Linked DNA regions of Homo sapiens: all the other regions are linked to region 3. Evidence: chromatin loops called from intact Hi-C (ENCODE). Cell type or tissue: HepG2. All regions are shown on one strand. Links, peaks and the distances in the headings refer to the core of each region. The heading gives the core; the rest is flanking DNA.

Region 1 (6,977 bases), core at 1,274-6,273, 440 kb after region 3:
CTTTGTTCTTGCCTCATGCCAATCTGTACCAGGATGTCAGTGTCTTGTGTCAGGATTCACATTCCTGTTTGCAGAAATTGGTCTTTGCTTATGCCCTTAGCCAGAATCCCCACTGAGTGGAGACTCCCAGCCCGTGTGGTTAGAGGAGTGATGCCTTTCAATGTGAATGTCTTCCTGTGCAATTTCCATTCTTTTCTTTGGGCAGACTTCTCCCCTCCACTTGAAACGTGTTGGCACCTGGCCTGCCTGCTTTGATCTGCACATTCTTCCCTGTTGGGGTGACCTGTAGTTAATGAAGGGGTCCCCTCTGCTTAGTAGGAAGAACAACCTCCTGAGTAAAATCTGAGCCAAAAATGAATTTCCCAACAGGCAGAAACAGGTTCCCCGTGATGCTGCCACTGAAACACCTGATAGTAGCACCTCCAGCACATGCCTGTTTAAAGATTTCTTGTTGCATATTGACTAAGCCACATGACTTAAACACTAAGTAGCAAGTTTGATTATAAACTGCCTTTAATTCAGTAGGGCAAATTACTTGCCTGAAATGTTAGGTGGTAGGGGGAGTTCCATACTAGTTAGAGACCCTAATGAAGATACGTCTTTATGCTCCATTTTATTGCTTAAGTTTTTTGTTTGTTTCTTTGTTTGTTTTAAATTGTAGAACTTGCCACTATTGACCATTTGTCAGAAGTCTTTTTCCCCCTTGGTGGCTGTAGCTTCTTTTGAGAGGAAAGTTAGCTGTGACTCCAGATAAAAGGGAGATCAAGATTTGGTACTTATCATTTTGCCCGGTTCTCACTGAAGTTTCAGTGAAGCCCAGGGAAGCTGTTACTACGGATCAAGGTGTTTCCAAACATTTGCATTTGTATACTCATTTCTTAGAGTGCTGTGCACACATTAAAATGTCTCATAAATGATACATAAATTCTCCATTTCTACATGAAAGCATACTGTCCCTTCAACTACACTCAGGCCTGGAGGCTTAAATAAAATCCTTTCCAGATTATTGTTAGTGCTGTGCCGGATTCTGCAGCAGCTGTTGCTTTTGAACAATATGATGCTTCTCCTCCCCCAAGAGAAGTCGAAAATGCCTCTTTTGCAGCACTTTCAACCTTTGTAGACTCAGGGAGCATATAATAGACTGAGAAATGAACCCAAGACGGTTTCTGTTTGGGAATTCAGTGCACAACTTAAAAACTATTGAGTTTAGCCACTTCCTGACATTGACTTTCATAGCAACAGTTTAATTTGGAGAAAATCTGCTACCTCAAGTGGCTAAAAGTATTTATGTGGAAAAATTTCCAAATGATTGACTTTACTGTGTTGCTATTTTCTTTCCCCATGAATATGTGAGTATTTGGCTTCCTCCCAGGAGTTTTTCTGCATCACTTCTCTTTAGGCAAAGAAAATTTTCTATCCAGAGTAGAAGAAGCACCAAGAGTTTCTCCTTTTTTAAGTGAAGTATTATTGAGTTTAAACCATAGCATCTGTAAAAATGAAGAATTTGAGTGTGTCTCCTAAGTCCTGAAATTTTTTCATGGCCAATCCTTCAGGCAGTCAGAGTAACCTTGATCATCACTTTGGAGCCAATGCAACTGTGGTCGGCTCTGTGCACCCTCCAGCTCCGCCTTGTCTCTCGCCTCTCCATTTGCATCAGTTTTGCTGCAGGACTTGTTTGTCTCCATGCCCTCTCTTACTGCCTTACCTCACCTCATCCACCTCTGTGGGATGTTCTCACCAAGGTCACCAATGACTCCCTGTTGTTTAACCCAATCATTATTTTGCACTAGAATTGATCTTTCTGTAGCATTTGATGTTGTTGACCCCATTTTCCCTAACATCTTAGGACCACTTATCCTCCTCACTTCCCTAAATGGTTTCCTCTCCTTCTTTCCCTTTCCTAAGTGTTGTTTCCTTAGGAATCAATCCCAGGCCTACCTCTCTTCTTACTCTACACTCTTTTTCTAGATGGTGGCATCTGCCTTGTGGCTTCAATTCCGTTCTACTGGTAAAGACTCCCCATGTATTTCTCCAGCCCAGATCTTGTGAAGACAGGTCTGTGTTCAAACTGAACTTAATTCTTTCACCTCCCTGTTTCTCATGTGAGTTCCCAGTCTTAGGGAGGAACACCCCTGTTCACTGTGTAAGAGAAAATTTCCTCTATCTCTTTCCCTCTCCCATAAAATAAATGAAAACTTTCTGTTGATTTTTATTTTCTACATGTCCTTTAAATCCCTATCTTTTCCCAACCTCCTATGAGTACTCTTCCCCCATCCTAGATCAGGAGGCCTTCCATTCCCATCTGGATTGCTCATCTCTAGTCTTGCCTCCCAACAACCCATCCTGCATATCACAGCAGATACTTCTCCCTGATCAAAACCTCTCATGCTTTCAAAACCCCCACAGTCCAGCCCCTCTTGCTTCTCTAGCTTCAGTTCTTGGCCCTCTGCACCTTATTTTGCTCATTTTTGGTTATTCTGAATGTCTTTTAAGACATACCTGCTCACTCTCACCTCTGGGCCTTCAAATGCTACTTTTTTGTCTGAATCATTCTTTCTATTCTCTCCCCTCCTGGTGCATTCCTGCTCCTTCTTTGGATCTTAAATTCAGAGTACTTCCTCCTATTATAGATACTGCCCTAAAAGCCCCAAGTCTGGGAAAGCTGTCTTTCCCATGGTCTCTGCCCCATTGTCCCATCAGAGCACAAGCTGCCCTGTATCATAATTGCCTGGGTCTTTGTATCTACATTGGATTGTCAGTTCTTCGAGGACAGGAGCATGTCTCCCATGTTGACGTTGTATCACCAGTGCCTAACACAGCCCTTGATGCATGGCAGGTGCTCAACAAATACCTGTTAAATAAATGAATAAGCCTCAAAGTAAATGATGAGTCAGCCTTCTCTACCACACAAGTACAAATGCCTTTCTCTCATTTGCAATTTCTTCCTCACTAGTCAAGCTCCCCTGACTGTAACAACTATTACTTTTCCACAAAACAGACAAAAACTTTGTTGCAGACAAAGCAACCTATATATCCCAAAGGAAGAGAAACTTTCCAAAGGTTCTGAGAATTAGCATATGGTAATTGTCAAATCCCAGGGTATTTTTTAATTGAACCTTCACAGTAGTTCACTTAGCTTGTACTCAGTGCTTAAATTGAGTAGAACCTCATTAGGGAGGTTGTGTCATGTCATGCCTTAGTGAAAGTGGAGAGAATGAGAAATAGAGCTTTCCATGACATGGAGGCGTGAGAGAAAGGGAGCATTCTGGTTTGTGGGCTCTTTAATCTATGTGTCTTGACTATATTGACTCCTGATTTTGGCAAGAACACTCATGGCCATCAAAGGAGGTTAGGATTTTCCTTCTAAATCTCATTCTGGGTTTTGTATTCCACAAGGATCCACTGTGTGCTTCCCTCCTTTCCTCTCCTGTGTCTCTCCTTTCATGACAGACTCATGAGCAACCTGTTTCTGGGGTATTCCTCCCCAGGAGCATGTCTTCCTAAGGGAACCCTGTGGCTGCAGCCTCAGCCACCAGTACTTGCCTGGGCTTCTCTGTCACTCATCATTCACTTGTTCTGTTCTTGCCACCCTGAGCTCTTCCCCTCTCGTGGCCTCCATGACTAGGTCAAGGCAAGTGAGGGCCACTCTCAGATGCCAGCCCTGCACTTGCTGTCTCTGCCTGGAATCCTAATCCTCAAGACCCTGCTCAGATACTGCCTCCTCCGTGAAGCTCTTGCTAAGTTTAGCCAGCCCCTCCCACAGTGCAGTGATTGGTCATCTCACCTTTCTCCAAATTCTCAGTGGCTCTTATTTGTACGTCTCTTAAGATCACATGTCTATGCTTCTATTTCTTTATATCCATAAAATGGAATTAAAAAATGGCAACCCAGCATGTGATTGTTGTGAGGTCTAAATGACCTAAAACATATAAAGCACTTAGCACAAGACCTGATGCAGGGTGAACACGCAGTAAATACCAGAATCCAGAATGTAAAAGGTCTAGTGAAGGTGTCTCCACCTTGGAAAATGCAGGTGTGCACACTAAGGGTAAAGGACATTTGTGACTGATGCCACAGAGAAAGCTAAATCTTTCAATGATGAAAGGCAGAGGTGGAGAGCTAATACTCCCCTGAGAACCCAGGTGCCTACTCTTTTGAAAGGATGAATTCCATCTCTATAATTCAGTAGAAGTATAGCTTGGGCAAGGAGATGGCAAGGGAGGCTGCCCAAAAAAGGCAGCAGAGGAGGGCCAAGGAGCTCAGGGCTTTAAGCTGGTATTTAAGTGGGCCATATTTTAATAGCCGATGATTTTAAGGGGGTTGGAAATAGAATGCTAAGGGAAAGTCATGTTTTTGCTGCCATCTACAGATGTCAAAGTGCAATTTTAAAAGTTGCTTAACACACATACGCACCTACTCAGAAAGTGAGAATGTAGATGACAATATATGTAAAGTTTAAGTTCTAGTAAGTAAAATAATTTAGACATATTATTATAGTAGCTTATTTTACTTTTCCTTCTAAAAATTTGTATATTTAATCAGTAATGTAAACTTTCTAACAACCCAAGGTGTGCTAAAGCTTCTCATTGGGAGACCACTATAATAGCTCACTTGAAAGTGAGCCAGTCACCTCTCAGGGCAGGTTAGCCAGAGCCATGGCAGCCAGTGGGTACTCTGAGAGTTAATAAAGTGATTTCAATGAGGAATGAGATGAACTGAATTTTACTCCCACGCTTTCCTGTATTTCTCTGGTTGTTATTAGAATTACTATGAATTCCTGTAATCTCAGCACTTTGGGTGGCCAAGGCAGGCGGATCACGAGGTCAGGAGATTGAGACCATCCTGGCCAACATGGTGAAACTCCGTCTCTACTAAAAATACAAAAATTAGCTGGGCATGGTGGCGGGTACCTGTAATCCCAGCTACTCGGGAGGCTGAGACAGGAGAATTGCTTGGACCCAGGAGGCAGAGGTTGCAGTGAGCCAAGATCGTGCCTCTGCACTCAAGCCAAGACTGTGTCTCAAAAAAAAAAAAAAAAAAAAAAATTGCATTTTATATGAGTGTCTTTTATTGATTTGGACTTGAGAAATCAGTAAAAAAAAAAATGTGACAGTGCTGTTACCTCTGAGATGTGTTCTGCCCCTATGCTGTTTTCTGTACAATCTCCAATATTATTATGATGCTTCCACAACTTCCTTCTGTGTTATTTTTAAAGGGTTAAATATAGACAAGAATTATTGGAAAGGCGTTTGATGGAGAAAAAGGAAGTGGCCCTTCAAGAAGCTCATGAAGACAAAGAGAGAGCACGGCGGCTAGAAGCCCTTAGGAAACAGGTGTTTTTCATTTGGAAATTTTCATGGGTGGTTTTTTTAAAAAAAATGTTTCTAAGTGCTCTTAATAGCATTCTTACTGGGGCTTAGTTCATGACATCTGCTATATAAAATTTAACTTTTCCAAATGGGGATACTGCTGTTCATTCCTGGGAGCAATTAGATTATATTGAACCATTTCCAGTTTCTCAGTGTATTGAAAGAACTTTATCATCACCTTTTAAAAAGCTCTCCCAAGATTTAACTATATCTATATCACCTAGAGTTTATTAGCTGGATAGTATCCATTTACAACAGTGAGGCTCTACATCTAGTCTACGAATTTTACTGTCCTCAAAAAACCTGGTGGAGTTCGAGCAAGATAATCTTCTTTGGCATAGGAGCCTCCCTTTGGAAACATCCCACAGTCAACAAATGTGTTAAAAACAGTTTTTTAGAAAATACCTATTTTGTGGAGAAATAAAAGCCTCCTATCACTTTGCCTAGTGAAAGTAAGCAAAAGTAGATGAAAATGGATGGTAGATGGCAAGGGTGAGAATTTAAGAACTTAGGAAATGTGATAGTTTTACTTGGTAGTTTTTCAGAGTTTTGAACTTGAAGGGGTTGTTTCAACTCAAAATCTCTAAAATCTTCATTGACACCGTTTCCCAGCTAATAGGAAAGGACTACTTGGTTTCCCTCCTGTGTTGCTGGAGGGAACACAGAATCATGGATAAGAACTTGGCCTCTGGTGTCCTTCCAACCTGGTACAAGCTGGTTGTGTACTCACCGGCACTGGAAACAGGTCATTTACTTAACCTCCGTAAGCTTTATTTCTTCATCTGAAAAATGGGAATAATAGGATCTGTCTGATAGGTTTGCAATAATGTGAGTTCAAATTTATTATTTACTAAGTGTAAAGCCCTCTTCTAAATGCTGTTAGGTATTACTTCAATTTCTACAACAACTTTATGACGTGGGCAATATTAATATCCCCATTTTATAGGAGAGGAAACAGAGGAGACACCGAGGTTAGGTGCTTTCTTCAAAGTCACACAGCTAGTAAATGTTATACTGATTCAAACCAAGGAAGTCTAGCTAAATGAGATGGTATAGATGTGGCATAAATGCATACGACTATTATATCATCATCTTCTTTGATAAAAAAAGATTATAAAGATAAATTTAAAGCATAGGAATGTAAGTCCTGGTAATCCTGGATCCTACAAAATTTTAGTTATTCAACTTATATATCATGGCCTTCTGGGTACAAGACTTAATGTCACTATTACTGAACACATTCTTGTTCAAAACATAACTTTGATAACTACAGTCTATATGATTAGAATTCTTTCCATCTGTGAATGCTTTGAAAGAGGAAATAGCTGTTATCTCTTATCTATAATCAGTATTTAGAACTGTGATGTAAGCTATTTTAGCTAGCAAACCTAAAATAATTAAAGCATGTTCAACCCTCAGTTATTTTATTACAGTCTTTAAATGGCATTAAGAATGCCATTTTCTTCATGCTAATTCTTGACTTTCAGAATTAATAGGCAGGTGTTACTAATGGTGCATATCATTTACAAAATTAGTGACTTCTTTTCATTAAGATGCAGGTTTGAATTATAAAAGACAAGGGCATTTGGGTTAAAATGACTTTGCAAT
Region 2 (6,977 bases), core at 781-5,780, 590 kb after region 3:
GTTAAAGGCATTCAGTTTTATAAGGGAAGCAGAGCATAAAAGTTTGGAAAATCTGCAGCCTGACAATGTGATAGAAAAAGAAAAACCCATTTTCTAAGAAGATATTCAAGCAAGCTGCAGAAATTTGCATAAGTAAGAGGAGCCAAATGTTAATCTCCAAGAAAATGGAGAAAATGTCTCCAGGGCATGTCAGAGATCTTCACAACAGCCCCTCCCAACACAGGCCCAGAGGCCTAGGAGAAAATGGTTTCGTGGGCCTGGCCCAGGATCCCAGTGCTGTGTGCAGCCCAGGGACTTGGTGCCCTGCATCCCAGTCACTCCAGCCGTGGCTGAAAGAAGCCAATGTAGAGCTCAGGCCATGACTTTAGAGGATACAAGCCCCAAACCTTGGGAGCTTCCACATGGTGTTGAGCCTGCAAGTGCACAGAAGTCAAGAATTGGGGTTTGGAAACCTCCGCCTAGATTTCAGATGTATAGAAATGCCTGGATACCCAGGCAGAAGTTTGCTGCAGGGGTGGGGCACTCATGGAGAATTACTGCTAGGTCAGTGCAGAAGGGAAATGTGGGGTCAGATCCCCCACACAGAGCCCCTACTGGGGTACCGTCTAGTGGAGCTATGAAAAGAGGGCCACCATCCTCCAGACTCCAGAATGGTAGATCCACCAACAGCTTGCACCATTTGCCTGGAAAAGCCACAGACACTCAATGCCAGCCCATGAAAGCAGTCAGGAGGGAGGCTGTACCCTACAAAGCCATAGGGGTGGAGCTGCCCAGGATCATAGAAACTTACCTCTTGCATCAGTGTGACCTGGATGTGAGACCTGGAGTCAAAAGAGATCATTTTGGCGCTTTAAAATTTGACTGCCCCGCTGGATTTCGGACTTGCATGGGTCCTGTAACCCCTTTGTTTTGTCCAATTGCTTCCATTTGGAATGGCTGTATTTACCCAATACCTGTACCCCCATTGTATCTAGGAAGTAACCAGCTTGCTTTTGATTTTACAGGCTCATAAGTGGAAGGGACTTGCCTTGTCTCAGATGAGACTTTGGACTGTGGACTTTTCAGTTAATGCTGAAATGAGTTAAGACTTTAGGGGACTGTTGGGAAGGCAATGATTGGTTTTGAAATGTGAGGACATGAGATTTGGAGGAGCCGGGGTGGAATGATAAAGGTTTGGCTGTGTCCCCACCCAAATCTCATCTTGAATTGTACTCCCATGATTCACAAGTGTTGTGAGAGGGACCCGGTGCGAGATAATTTGAATCATGGGGGCAGTTTCCCCCATACTGTTCTCGTAGTAGCGAATAAGTCTCAAGAGATCTGATAGTTTTATCAGGGGTTTCCGCTTTTGCATCTTCCTCACTTCTTCTTGCTGTCACTATGTAAGAAGTGCCTTTCCCCTCCCACCATGATTCTGAGGTCTCTCCGGCCATGTGGAAATGTAAGTCCAATTAAACCTCTTTTTCTTCCCAGTTTTGGGTATGTCTTTATCAGCGGCATGAAAATGGACTAATACAGACTGCTTGCCTGTTATATTTTATATTAAACATGACCTGGTCATCTCATGGCAGTCAGCAGGTTTGAACTCTTTCTGTGTGGCCAACTTTGGGAAGCCACTCTCCTGGAGCCACAGGTAATGTCATGGAAAAAGAGTCTTGCCAAGGCGGTGACTTATGAAGTATCCCCTCTCCTCAACCATATATGCATCTCCTCCATCTACCAAGCAGCACAGAGAGGGTTCCCATGAGATATAGTCCTAGAGAGACGCTCGTTCTTACATTGGGAACATGAGTCCTGCTCTCTGTATATGCTGTCATCCAATTTTGCCTGCAGTGAGCTGGCCTGATCAGAGAACAACCAAAGGACAGCTGTCCCTCAGAACAATCAGGACCTTGAGACCTTTACTTGGGCCCCACACTGTCCTACTTTCTGCTTGAGAGCTGAAGGCATATTTCTAGAAAGAAGGCAGCCTAAGCACCAAGGGTAATGCTCTGGGAATTTTCAGCCCCCGATGCTGCTCTGCGAGGATAAGAGAAGAGGCAGAAAGAGAAACCTCTTAGAATCCTCTCCCACACTCTCCAAATATCTAAGAAACCAGGCCGCCTCAGGTCTCTTGTCGACAAGAGCTTTCCCTTCCCACCATTTCCTAACCTCACAAAGAGCACGACGGGAGATACAATGAAGAAGGCTGGAGAGGAAGGCCTCAGCTATGGAGGCTGCTGTACTTCATCACCACCTCTTATGTCCTGGTGGCCTTTTGCCTCCCTCGATTATGTCCTCTTTCTTTCCGGGGCTGCTTCTTCCAGACGAAGCTGAAATGAGAGGGTAGGATGTGAGGCCAACTTTCCCATGTGCCCTTGGAACACGAGGATGTGATGTTTATCCCTCCAGACCCCCTTCTACTGACCTCTCTACGCACATTGTTCTGGAATTCAGATGCGTCAGAGGATGTCTTCCGTGTGAGGCTCTGGCCAGGAGTTGCTCTCTGAACTAATTTTACACAGATGTGTACACATATGGCCCAAAGCCCACTAAGTGACCAGCAGCCTTGTCCCCAGCATTCTCTGCTGGTCTGATGCCATTGCTATATTTTCCAACCTATCCCTGTGGAATGGTGACCGTGGCCTCACCATAAACCCCAACTACTGGCTGCTCTGTCCTTGAGGTCACAGGCTGGCAGTGACCTTGCCAGTGGCTCGGCCTCCCGGAGGCTTGAGGCAGGGCTTCTTGGCTTGCAGTTGCACTGTGGTGAGTCCTCAAGGCCTCCTGTACCCTGCTCTTAGCCTGTTTGGCTTCCCTCCCCTGTAGCTGCTCCTCCCTGCAGGCCTGCTGGCCTCCACACTCCAGGACAGTTAGGATAACATCTAAAGCACGTGGAGTTGCTGGGAAGAAAGGCTCAGGTCTGCATCAGCCAAGCCACAGCTCTGCTGTCATTTTTGGTCCACAATGGCCCTGGGGTTATTGCATTTATCCAGAGCATTTCCACACCCACACCCTTCCCTCCACCCTGACCTTTTTATATTTTCTGATCTTTTTTTTTTTTTTTTTTGAGAGGGAGTCTTGCTCTGTCACCCAGGCTGGAGTGCAAAGGCACGATCTCAGCTCACTGCAGCCTCCACCTCCCGGGTTCAAGCGATTCTCCTGCCTCAGCCTCCCAAGTAGCTGGGATTACAGGCACCCCGCCATCATGCCTGGCTAATTTTTATATTTTTGTAGAGACGGGGTTTCACCATGTTGTCCAGGCTGGTCTTGAACTCCTGACCTCAGGTGATTCACCCGCCTTGGCCTCCCAAAATGCTGGGATTACAGGTGTGAGCCACTGCACCTGGCCCTATTTTCTGATCTTGATTATGCACCAATAAAAAGAAAAATTTACCAGATGATAATTTTTTTTTATTTTTTATGACCAGATTGCACCTGCTACTTTTCCAAAAAGCCAACTTTTCAGAATGCTTTAAAAAACACTCCCTTTAAGTGACACATTTCATTTTGCAAAGACTATGGCTTTTTCTCAAACAGATTTTTATCTTTTTTCTGGGGTCTGATGTGGAAACCTCACTAAATTCCTCCATCTAGATCATGTCAGTATTTGATTAAAATGTGAGTTTGAAGGCTCTCCTGTGAAGCCATTTCTTCTTGCATCCTTTTAAAATTAACACTCACGTTAAAAACTGATGACATTTAACATTGAAAATAAGCTAAACCTGATGGTAACTCTCTGAGCTCTTCAAATTGACGCCGAAGGTGGCCACCTTGTGGCTGTTGTGGAAACTGCCACTTAGACCTGATTTTTCCCAGGCGTTGGGGCCCTACTGCTAATTAAATTAAATGACTCTTAAGATTATCTTTTCCCATGCAGTTTACATCCCAATCCTGCTCCTCTACAGGTCAACTTGTAGTGATATCCTGGCAGTTTGGGGGCAAGAAAGCTATTCTAAATGGCCTCAGTGGGTTAGTTGAAAGAAACCTTTTGGTCCTTAAACTAAGGAGAAGAGATAACCTCCCAGGAAGCCCAGGTCTTTGTCTTCCTCAAACCTTATATGCTCTAAGTCCCATATTTTAAAAAATATGCTCCAGGGGATCCCTATATCCGCATTCCTGGGTAAGATCTTTAAAATGCAGGTTGCTGGGGTCCCTCCTCAAGACCTAAGAATTGGAATGTCTAAGTCCTGGGATTTGCATTTTAAACAAATTTCTCAGGTGAATTTTTAATGCACATTCAAGTTCTAACAATGCTACATTTTAGTCTACTAAGGAAAGAAACTGGAGACCTAACATATGAAATGCTTTTGACGCAGGCAATCTCCCTTGGGCCCTGGGAGGGAGGGGATCCAGAGCTGAAGAGAGCTCAAGAGACCAATGCAGGAGTTCTCAAAAGCCCCTGACAACCCAAATGTTTGCTGCTTGAACATAGGAGGCTCCACCACAGTGACCTGGCAACTTCGGTCGAACCCTCTAAACAAGAAGCCATGGGCCACCAGAAGAGTGGCTGCTTGTGTATGGTGTCTCCCTCTGGCCTGCATAGGAAGCAGCAAAAGGCAGTTAGAAGGAGAGGCACCTCTGCTGGCTACTCCATCACCCCCACCCAACTCCCACCGTGTCCACCCCACCCCAAAGCTCCATGTCCCAACTCGATGTGAAAGGCAAGAGACCAGCTTCCAGGCCAGGCTCTCCTGCTGACCAGCTTTGTGAACTTGGACAGGTCGCTGGCTTCAGGTGTTATTGCTGTAAATGGAAGTAGCCAGATAACCATCACTTAGCTTCTTTCCAATTCTAACATTCTGTGATCTCATTTTGAGCTTTCAGAGGGAGAGGAGGCTCTTTATGAGAAGTGATCATGGGAGTCCAGATTCCAAGCTTAGCATTAAGCCTTTGCTGTTTGTAGCAATTAATTATTATGGAGTGTCACTGAGAATTGAGATCCTCTGCCAATACAAAAACAATAAACTTTTGCAATGTCAATTCTCTACATTGGGGGTAAAGCAGCACTGGACTGAAAGCCTTCCAAATGCCCCCCCCCAACTGACAGCAACCCCATGACCTCATCACACCCTCCCCTCCTCATGCACTATTCTCCAAAGACTTTAACACACCCCATCCTCACACACGCCCTTCCCACACCCACCCCCACCTCCCAATCAGGCCTCCTGTCTCTGAACCCACTTCCTGCTCTAGCATTCATCTTGTTGGGTGCTGAGATACCTGTAAGAATGTCTAGGTGGAGACTTCACCCAGATCATCCTTCTTATCCTTTCAAGATCATTGCCCCCAGGTGCCACTGCTCTGAGACTCCACCATTCCCTATGCATACTCAGCTCAGTTCTTAACCTGTGACATTATAATCATCTGCTTTTATGCCTGTATCCCTAAATGGAAGATCTGTGGCTGCCACATACTGAATATTCAATAAATGTTTCCTTGAATGAATGACAGTAGGAATGAAAGAATGAGTGGATAAATAAGGAATTAAGAAGATGCAAGCTGACTATCGTACAGAACCTCTATACCTATTCTTTGCACAAGTCTGGATGAGGAAAGAAGAACCTGGTCCAGACTGTCTTGACTCTGGAGCATTTTGGGGAGAAGATGGGAATGGAGGGCTGTGCCTGCAGTAGAAGTAGCATGGTAGGTTATCAAAGCACAGGTCAGTGAAATCAACTATTGTGTGGTGTCAATTTAGTGGGTTCAGACCAACATTTTTAAATGAAGTATAACATAATAGAATAAATTAGAAAACATGTCTCTTAGTAAGTTCCAGTACAGCTTTATGGAACTTTTTTTTTTTTTTTTTTTGAGACAAGTCTCACTCTGTTCCCTGGGCTGGAGTGCAGTGGTGTGATCTTGACTCACTGCAACGTCCGCCTCCCGGGTTCAAGCAATTCTCCTGCCTCAGCTTCCTGAGTAGCTGGGATTACAGGCGCCCGCCACTACGCCCAGCTAATTTTTTGTATTTTTAGTAGAGACAGGGTTTCACCATGTTGGCCAGGCTGGTCTCGAACTCCTGACGTCGTGATTCGCCCGCCTCGGCCTCCCAAAGTGCTGGGATTACAGGCATGAGCCACCGCACATGGCCAAGACTTTTATTATATAGACATGTGCAAAATATACTTCTTTACTACACACAGTGGTCAAAAAATGTAGAAGCCACTCATCTAGGAAATACTTCCTAATACTTTACTAAATACTTCATTGACTCAATTTGAAAAAAAAAAAAACTGCTGACTTTATGGTATGGCTTCCATTTATTGGAATGTGGGGATCCATTTGTCAGGAAATGTATATGGATTCCATGATGTTTTTGAGAGAGCTATATATTTTCTAATTACTTGAAATGATAATGATCTGATCTCATCTAATTTCAATTATGTTCAGAATAGGTATCTTTCATAGAGATAAATAATTTAAGAAAATTTTCCTAAAATAGGGACCTTCCCTCTGTTTTGTCTTTTATGTCTCCCCATGTAGAGCCTGTCTATGATGATAGTATAATACTAGCTCTCTCTCTTTCCTACCAAGGTGAAAAAGCCATTTTCTAAGAGTTAGTAGAAAAGAAGTGATAAAAGCAAATTAAAAATCTTAAATTCCAATATCAAACTTTGATAAATCTATCTAAATATCTCCATGGGAAATCATAGTGACAGGTGAGATAATAAAATTAAAATCTCAAAGGAAGGCAAATATCAACTAGCTTTGTTAAGAACATGAATCCAAGCACATAGGATACAATTTCTTCTCTGCTGTGTTTTGTTCTCCTCCGATGAACAGACAGCCATGTGTTAGGCTTTCCCTGGTTTGGCCATAACACTGTCCCCAGTCTCGTCTGTTGACACCATATGGGATTGTCACGCTTCTTTGTTTATGAAGAGTCTCCTGGAATCTTAAAATTAAGTTTCAGTATCAGACCAGCATCCAAAACCAATCCAGATACATACTTAGACTGGCTTGGTGTTTAAAAAGACTTCATGTTAACAGTTAAA
Region 3 (6,977 bases), core at 752-5,751:
AGAAAGCACTGGGGTTTTGGGGTCCTGGCACAGATAGTTAGCCTCACTGGTTACCACCATGCAGGACTCCTATTGCCTCTCTGAATCCTGGGACATGCTGGTGGACTGATGTGAATACAGTGGTAATGAGAAAGGAGCTGAAGAGTTTTTATAAATATACATGCAATATATATTTTTTGCTATCAAGTTAGAGAACCCTAACTTAACAGAATGGATATGTTTCTATACAATAACTTTCTTTAAGCAGGAATAGCTGTATTCTATCTAGTAAAAGAAAAGAAATGTAGTTTTAGAGAATAATTCCAGTGATGATGGTAATAACCTTTGGTTAGAATGGGCAAATCCCATTTTATGCAGGTGTGGGTATAGCACCCTGCCCTCTAGAGCTTTTTATAGCATATTTTAGCCCTAGTATTTTTAGGAACTCATAACCCCTCAGGGACCAAAACATTCCATTCAACTCTCTTACATTCCCCTTAGACTCTTCTCCTCATGCCAAACTTGTTGTTTCCAGAAGAATTACTCTACTGTATCCAGGAACTCATCAGAATTCATCAATGGGAGCTAACTCATAGAAACAAACATATTTAACATTGTATCTCAAATAGAATAAAATGATTTTACTATTTTATCCATTCTATAAAAATTGTACACATTTATTTCTAATAAGAAATACCTATAACAGATATTCAACTAGGAGTGTATTTCTTTTTTTTTCCTTTTTTTTTTTTTTGTTTTGAGACGGAGTCTCGCTCTGTCGCCCAGGCTGGAGTGCAGTGGTGCGATCTCGGCTCACTGCAAGCTCTGCCTCCTGGGCTCAAGTGATTCTCCTGCCTCAGCCTCCCGAGTTGCTGAGATTACAGGCGCCCGCCACCACGCCCGGCTAATTTTTGTATTTTTAGTAGAGACGGGGTTTCGCCATGTTAGGCAGGCTGGTCTTGAACTCCTGACCTCAGGTGATCCACCCGCCTCGGCCTCCCAAAATGCTGGGATTACAGGCATGAGCCACTGTGCCCGGCCGGAAGGTATTTCTTTGCAGAGATCTTGATGCGTTTGGCTTACCTGAACCAGTGTTTGTCCTTCAGCTCTTGAATTCCTCACCACATGGTTGTTAGTTGATCCTATGAATGAATGCTGCTGTCTGTTGTCTGCCTTGCTCACGTTCTGGCTGTTGTGGAAACTCCCTGCTTCCTGGTATCCACTGTCGGAATAAGAATTCATTTGTGTTGAACTTCTTGAGTTACCCAATGATCCTGTAAGAATGAAACCAAGAAATATCTTTATTATACACACTTCTGACACTCGCTTTCAAGAATAAAATCTTAAAAGCAAATCCAGTACTTAAAAGATAACACAACAGACCCTCACTTTCATGGAGAGATGTCTGTTCTGGTGAATAGAGGGTTCCTTGTTCTGGCTCTGTCCTGATGAGATAGTTGTTGGGCTGGACAGCGTCAGAAACTCTAGGTTTGCTTACACCAGTATTTGGCACGTCTGTAACAAGAAAAGTTTAATCAGCTAAATATAATAACATTACATAAAAACTTGCTAAAAAAGGTTCAGATGTTTGTCAACAGCATCTTAGAATCTATATGCTAATACAAGGCTATTATTTTCAGCTTACACAGCACATCTGACTCTTAACTATATGAATGTGTTCCATATACTTATACTTCATTAATATATTTTGCTGAATTTCATGAATGTTGTTTGTTGTGATTGTAAGTCTCAATATTAAATCAAAATCTGAAAACTGATCCTGTTCCTCTTGGAAAACTGACCTCTCAGACACCTTCCTCCAAGGGATTAAAAGACTGAGAATGGAGACCAAGTATTTCAAGAAGGGTCCTCCATCTTCCAAACAATTAAAAATGAAAACTTACACAACGTTCATATTATTGAGCTTGGTGATGAAGCCTCTGAAGGTAGAGCACATTTTATGTTATATTTCATGTCACTTACAGTCAAAGGAACTCTATACAAAGTTTTAGAATTGCAAGCAATGAAAATTTTCTTGTTCACCTGCTTATTTTATTCCTTTAGCCTTTTTTAAAGGAATATAGGCAAGTCTAACCTAACCATTGTTTCTTCCAGCCAAACTCATCTCTTCCATTATCTGCTTTAATTTAACAGTACCATTTGCCATCCTGAACTTGAAAAAAACAAACCCCATTCAAACTTCTGTTTTTTATGCCGTAAACTTAGGTGGTGTAGATCATGCTTCCTTTTCCCAATTCGATTCCCGTATGTCCTTCTTTCTCTAATATCTTCAAAATGTATTTTCCCATTTTCTGATGGACTTCAATACAAGCCATTCCTTCCTTGCATTTAACCCTTATATTATTAACAAACTTTCTTTCAGAAATGCTACTTCACTCTCACTTCAAAGATAATTAAGTTCTTATCACATTCTGAGTTTAACATACAATCCTAAGGATTTAAATGTCTACCTCCTTTCCTCCCTCCCTGTCTCCCTCTGGGCCCTATTACATGCCAGGCCCTATGCAGTTATGAGAGAAGGTAAGGGGTGTGTGTGTGCGTGTGTGTGTGTGTCTGGGGGAATGGAGCTTAGGAAAATCTTCCTAAAGGAAGTAACATCTAAGTAGCATCCATTTACCACAGGAGGCCAGCCTTCTCTTTCTGTATAGCGCTTATCACCATTTCTCCCCACTAGAATATAAGCTCCACGAGGACAGACAGACTTTTATCTGGTTTGTTATATCCTCAGTGTCTAGGATGGTGCAGAGTACTCAGTAGGTGCTCAGTAAATATTTGTTGAACAAGCAAATTCCCAGTAACAACAGCAGCTTCCTTTTACTGAGTGCTGACTCATGCCTGGCATTGCATTGTGGCTTTACCTTACTGTGTTCAATGAAGTTTGGCTATGTAAAGCAAACTTCTTAGGGACTGCTGATTAAGCTGCTTTAGAAGGTGAATACAAGGTTTAAGGGAGAAGTGGGAAATCCCACTGCATTCTAAACCTTTAACTTGATGTCAGATTCAATTCAAGGTTTTGTTTCCTAGCCTCTGGAAAGATTAGCTGACATTCTTAGTATAGGTTTTTACCGACCTGTCTCCTGTTATATTATTTGACAGAATGCTTCTGTATGGTAGAATTCTGTGACAGTTCTGATTGCTTCAGTTTGGAATTTCAACAAAGATTAAAGATTGTATATGGTTTCCCTGGTACACGTTGAAACATGAGCTGAGTCACTGTCAGGCTGACAATACCAGAAAGTGCTCTGCTTTACTTGTACATCTTCTATCATGAGTTTTCCAGAGTTCTAAACATTCTTATACAGTAATTCTCAAAGGAGTTTTGCTAAGGACTAAGTAAAATACCAAGGAATTGGAATAGCTGGGAATAGCTGCACAGGTGCTGGCCTGAAATCAGAGCTATGCAGCAGTCAACCTTTGTTCCATCAGGGACGGAAACCCTGGGAAAGCAAATACGAACTAGCAAGAAACTACAGATAAAAAGTACCACTGTGGTAGCCTCAAGGCTTCACATACATGGAAAAATGTTCTGTCTTGGAAAAGAAAAAGATGTTCAGATAGTTCTCAGCTTTACTTAAATATAAGGTAAAATCTAGGACACCAATATATTAAAGCTTTTGGCTTAGAAACACTAGGTGGCATGTAGTGTCAGGGTCTCAACATTTTTCACCATGGAAACCAAAACCATTAGAATTTTATGTAAGCTGCCCACCCACTTTTTAAAAAAAGCTATTCAGAGCTTAAAAAAAAAACAGAAAAAGAGAAACATACCCTAAAAATTGTAGCTCAGAAATTGTGTCTTTTCACTCAATGAAACATATTCTCAGAAACCATGTAACAATCTTGCTCATTTAAACTCTTCCTTATGAGAAGCTATTTAAAATAAATAACCTTAGAGAAAGCACAAATCATGAGATATGTGATTCCATACTGGTTGCCCTAATAAAACTTCACGAAATTAGTATCTCAAACAATACAAAATTATTCCAAAAGTAATATGACAGCCATATTCCTTTTAAATATTATGACCTGTGTTTCATATATTTTTTAATGCAACGCCCTAGAAAACAGAATCTAGAAAAGGACACTGAGATGCTAACTAGAACACTAAAATACAAAATTCTCAGGTACCCAGGATCTAATTTGAAAATCTAAGTAACTGGGTTTAAAGGATAGGACTTAGGTTTTGTGACCTATCTTTAAGTAAATATAAAACTAAGAGTTAATAAAAGATTTATTTAATATGAACTTTAGTATAAAGCAATCAACTTCTATTCTATAAATAAGGTCTTCAGTTATTTTTTCTTTTTTTTGAGACGGAGTCTCTACAGGCTGGAATGCAGTGGCATGATCTTGGCTCACTGCAATCTCTGCCTCCTGGGCTCAAGTGATTCTCGTGCCTCAGCCTCCTGAGTAGCTGGGATTACAGATGTGTTCCACCATGCCTGGCTAATTTCTGTATTTTTAGTAAAGATGGGGTTTCACCACGTTGGCCAGGCTGGCCTCAAACTCCTGACCCTAAGTGATCTGCCCATCTTGGCCTCCCAAAGTGCTGGGATTACAGGCGTGAGCCATTGTGCTCGGCCATTCAGTTATTTTTCTGTTTCCTTAGTAGAGCCCAATGATAATGAAGAATAGCTGCAGAGATCAAAGTATCCTGAAATCTATTCTGATTTATGAAAAGAAATTTAAATGGTTTTCAAAATAGTTTTACTATTTTCTTTGAAAACTTGTGATCCACAAATTATCTATATACATGCATAAACCTATATATGCACAGACATCATATCTCAGGTAAACAGAAGACACATCTTCTAATTTTACTGGATAAAGTATTCCTCACTGTAGTATGGTAAGGTTCACATTTACCAATTATGTATTATTTAAACAATCTTACTTTAAGATGAATGAATTTTAAAAACCTCTGCTATGTGGAATGAAAGATACTAGTCAAATTCACTAGAGAAGAGGTATATAGTGTGCAAATAACCATTTCATGATGAATGCTGTAACCTATAATTAAATAGTTGGAATATTAAAATTTAGCACAATTAGCATAAGAAATCAAGAGACATTTTTATAAGTAAAAATGGCAAACAGCATGTGAATGTTACTTCTTTAATCAGTGTACTGAAGAACATGTGTTGGTTTAAAAAAAAAAAATTCACAAACATGTTTTCTGGGACACCAGAAATATACTATGGGGAACTTTCAAACATCAAATTAGCATCTTCGAAAATGTATGTCTAAAAATACAGAAATTGAACAAGCTTCAAGGTAGAATGAAATCTCCATTTGTGCCTAAGACTGCAAAATTATTGGAATCATGGACTTTCTTGTCTTATTACATTTCATTTGAGTGCTCTAATATTTAAAACTATGTAATTAGAAAAAGTGTTACATTGCATCTATAGAAAATACTAGTGGGTAAGGGACAATAACGCTGTAGGGCTATGAAAATCTGGTATATTATCCACCTCATTAAGCTCATGGTAAAAGATGGAATACAAAGTGAGATATTTTATCTTTTTTATAATGTACATCCCCAAATATACAGTGTGTGCATGAAGATATGCTTAGTAAAAGAGTCTAAGGCCTCTTTAATGAACCTGAAATTATTAAAATGGTTCTGCTTTGTTAGTCTATGTCTTGCTGTACGAAACAGGGTCTGTAGTGTGTGTAAAATCACCATGGAAACAGGAACCCAGAGATCAGTAAGGAGATTTTTAGTATAGACAACCCTGTGACTAGTCTTTCATAGTCCAGCACACTGGAACCTCATGACAGGTTCTCCTTGTTTGAGTCTGTTCTGAGTTGCTATGGTGTTTAGGGGTTTGCCCTTACATAAAAGACAGTGTGGTGTGAGTTTTGGCAGGACTCTTGGGACAGCAATAGCACCCGAGGTTAAGGCAGATGATACTCTTCCTTGACGGTTTCTTCCAACTCTCTGGCTTGTGAGCTGAGGTTAGGCTGTCATACCCAGAGGGCAACATTTTGTGGAAAAAATGAGTAGAAACTGTTGTGTTACATGGACTCAACTTCCTCTCTGGTCATGGGGCTCTCCTTTCCTGTAGGACCACAGGCTTACGAAGGAGTCTACTTTCCACAGAGGTGCAGAAATTGTCCAGTGCCTCCTACGGCAAAAAAGCAAAGCCAAATTCTGGAAGAGAACATAGGTGGTGGCACCAAAAAGATTTCTCCTCTTTAGTACCTTCTGTGACATACAAGATTTATTTCTATAGCAGGTATGCTTATCATCAGAGGGAATGAGGTCACTGGGAAACGTTGTTTCAGAGTGAGAAATGTTGTTTCAGGGTGACGGAAACATGAAGCACCAATAGTATTCCTTCCTCCACAGGAGAAAATACAAGTTGACAGATATTTTAAGAATATTACACATACTTGGAGTTTGTTGATTCAAATATAAGCTACTATATACATAGGATATCATTTAAAAGTTGGATTTCAATGGAAGTGAAGACATAAGGAAAGGCAGAAAGACCATGTTTCTTGAAACTATTTCTGGTCTGGTTCTTGAGGGTTTCTAGATTCTTGGGTCTTGTGCATATTTATATTATCTTATCAATATTAATCAGGCAATGGCTCTAAAAATTTTACCCGTCTAAAAAGTGTTGTATAAAAAGGCCTCGGAAAATGGAAACCATTAACGAAGTATCTTCTACTTCACTTTAAACTCTGCTTTAAGCATCAACTAGTCTGTCTTGAAATTCACTGTAAAGCTTGACTGCCTGGATTCGAATCTATAGTATAAGCAAATTTTGTGAATGCATAAACTGGTATCGTAGTGATTTCCACAATGACTAAACTAAAAGAGATCTCCTGGTCATATATAAATTCTGTCCAAGAATATAAAACCATTAAAAATAAATTTTACAAAAAATAAACTGAAGAGAAATTTCCACAAATAGTCATATAAAAATGAGTGTTAAGTATTTTTAGTCTGGATACTAATTAAAATA

What was found. A loop is a pair of places that touch in the nucleus more often than their neighbours do. Peaks named below come from ENCODE experiments on the same cell type or tissue, not always from the same donor. Only the 100,000 strongest peaks of a DNase experiment are listed, where the experiment ranks them.
Region 1: it touches region 3 in a loop (4-fold over the local background); 7 of 110 quality-filtered maps call a loop at or near these places.
Region 2: it touches region 3 in a loop (4-fold over the local background); 2 of 110 quality-filtered maps call a loop at or near these places.

What each region holds. Positions count from the first base shown.
Region 1 is chr2:158,177,235-158,184,211 of GRCh38, reverse strand. It overlaps CCDC148 (coiled-coil domain containing 148), which reads left to right. Exons shown (of 14, transcript NM_138803.4): 12 at 5,216-5,333. CCDC148-AS1 (CCDC148 antisense RNA 1) reads right to left here. Exons shown (of 5, transcript NR_038850.1): 3 at 6,100-6,151. Among named protein-coding and RNA genes, the nearest start is that of CCDC148-AS1, 14 kb to the right of the region's middle. In HepG2, for the core only: a CTCF peak has its summit at 4,359; DNase peaks (open chromatin) are centred at 2,831 and 4,361.
Region 2 is chr2:158,021,274-158,028,250 of GRCh38, reverse strand. It overlaps a transcript of UPP2 not described here. Among named protein-coding and RNA genes, the nearest start is that of UPP2, 77 kb to the left of the region's middle. In HepG2, for the core only: a CTCF peak has its summit at 3,756 (motif pointing left); a DNase peak (open chromatin) is centred at 3,750.
Region 3 is chr2:158,615,507-158,622,483 of GRCh38, reverse strand. It overlaps PKP4 (plakophilin 4), which reads right to left. Exons shown (of 22, transcript NM_003628.6): 5 at 1,363-1,494; 6 at 1,063-1,253. Among named protein-coding and RNA genes, the nearest start is that of PKP4-AS1, 120 kb to the left of the region's middle. RefSeq lists an enhancer at 2,633-2,927. In HepG2, for the core only: no CTCF peak of the experiment used is centred there; DNase peaks (open chromatin) are centred at 2,833 and 3,443.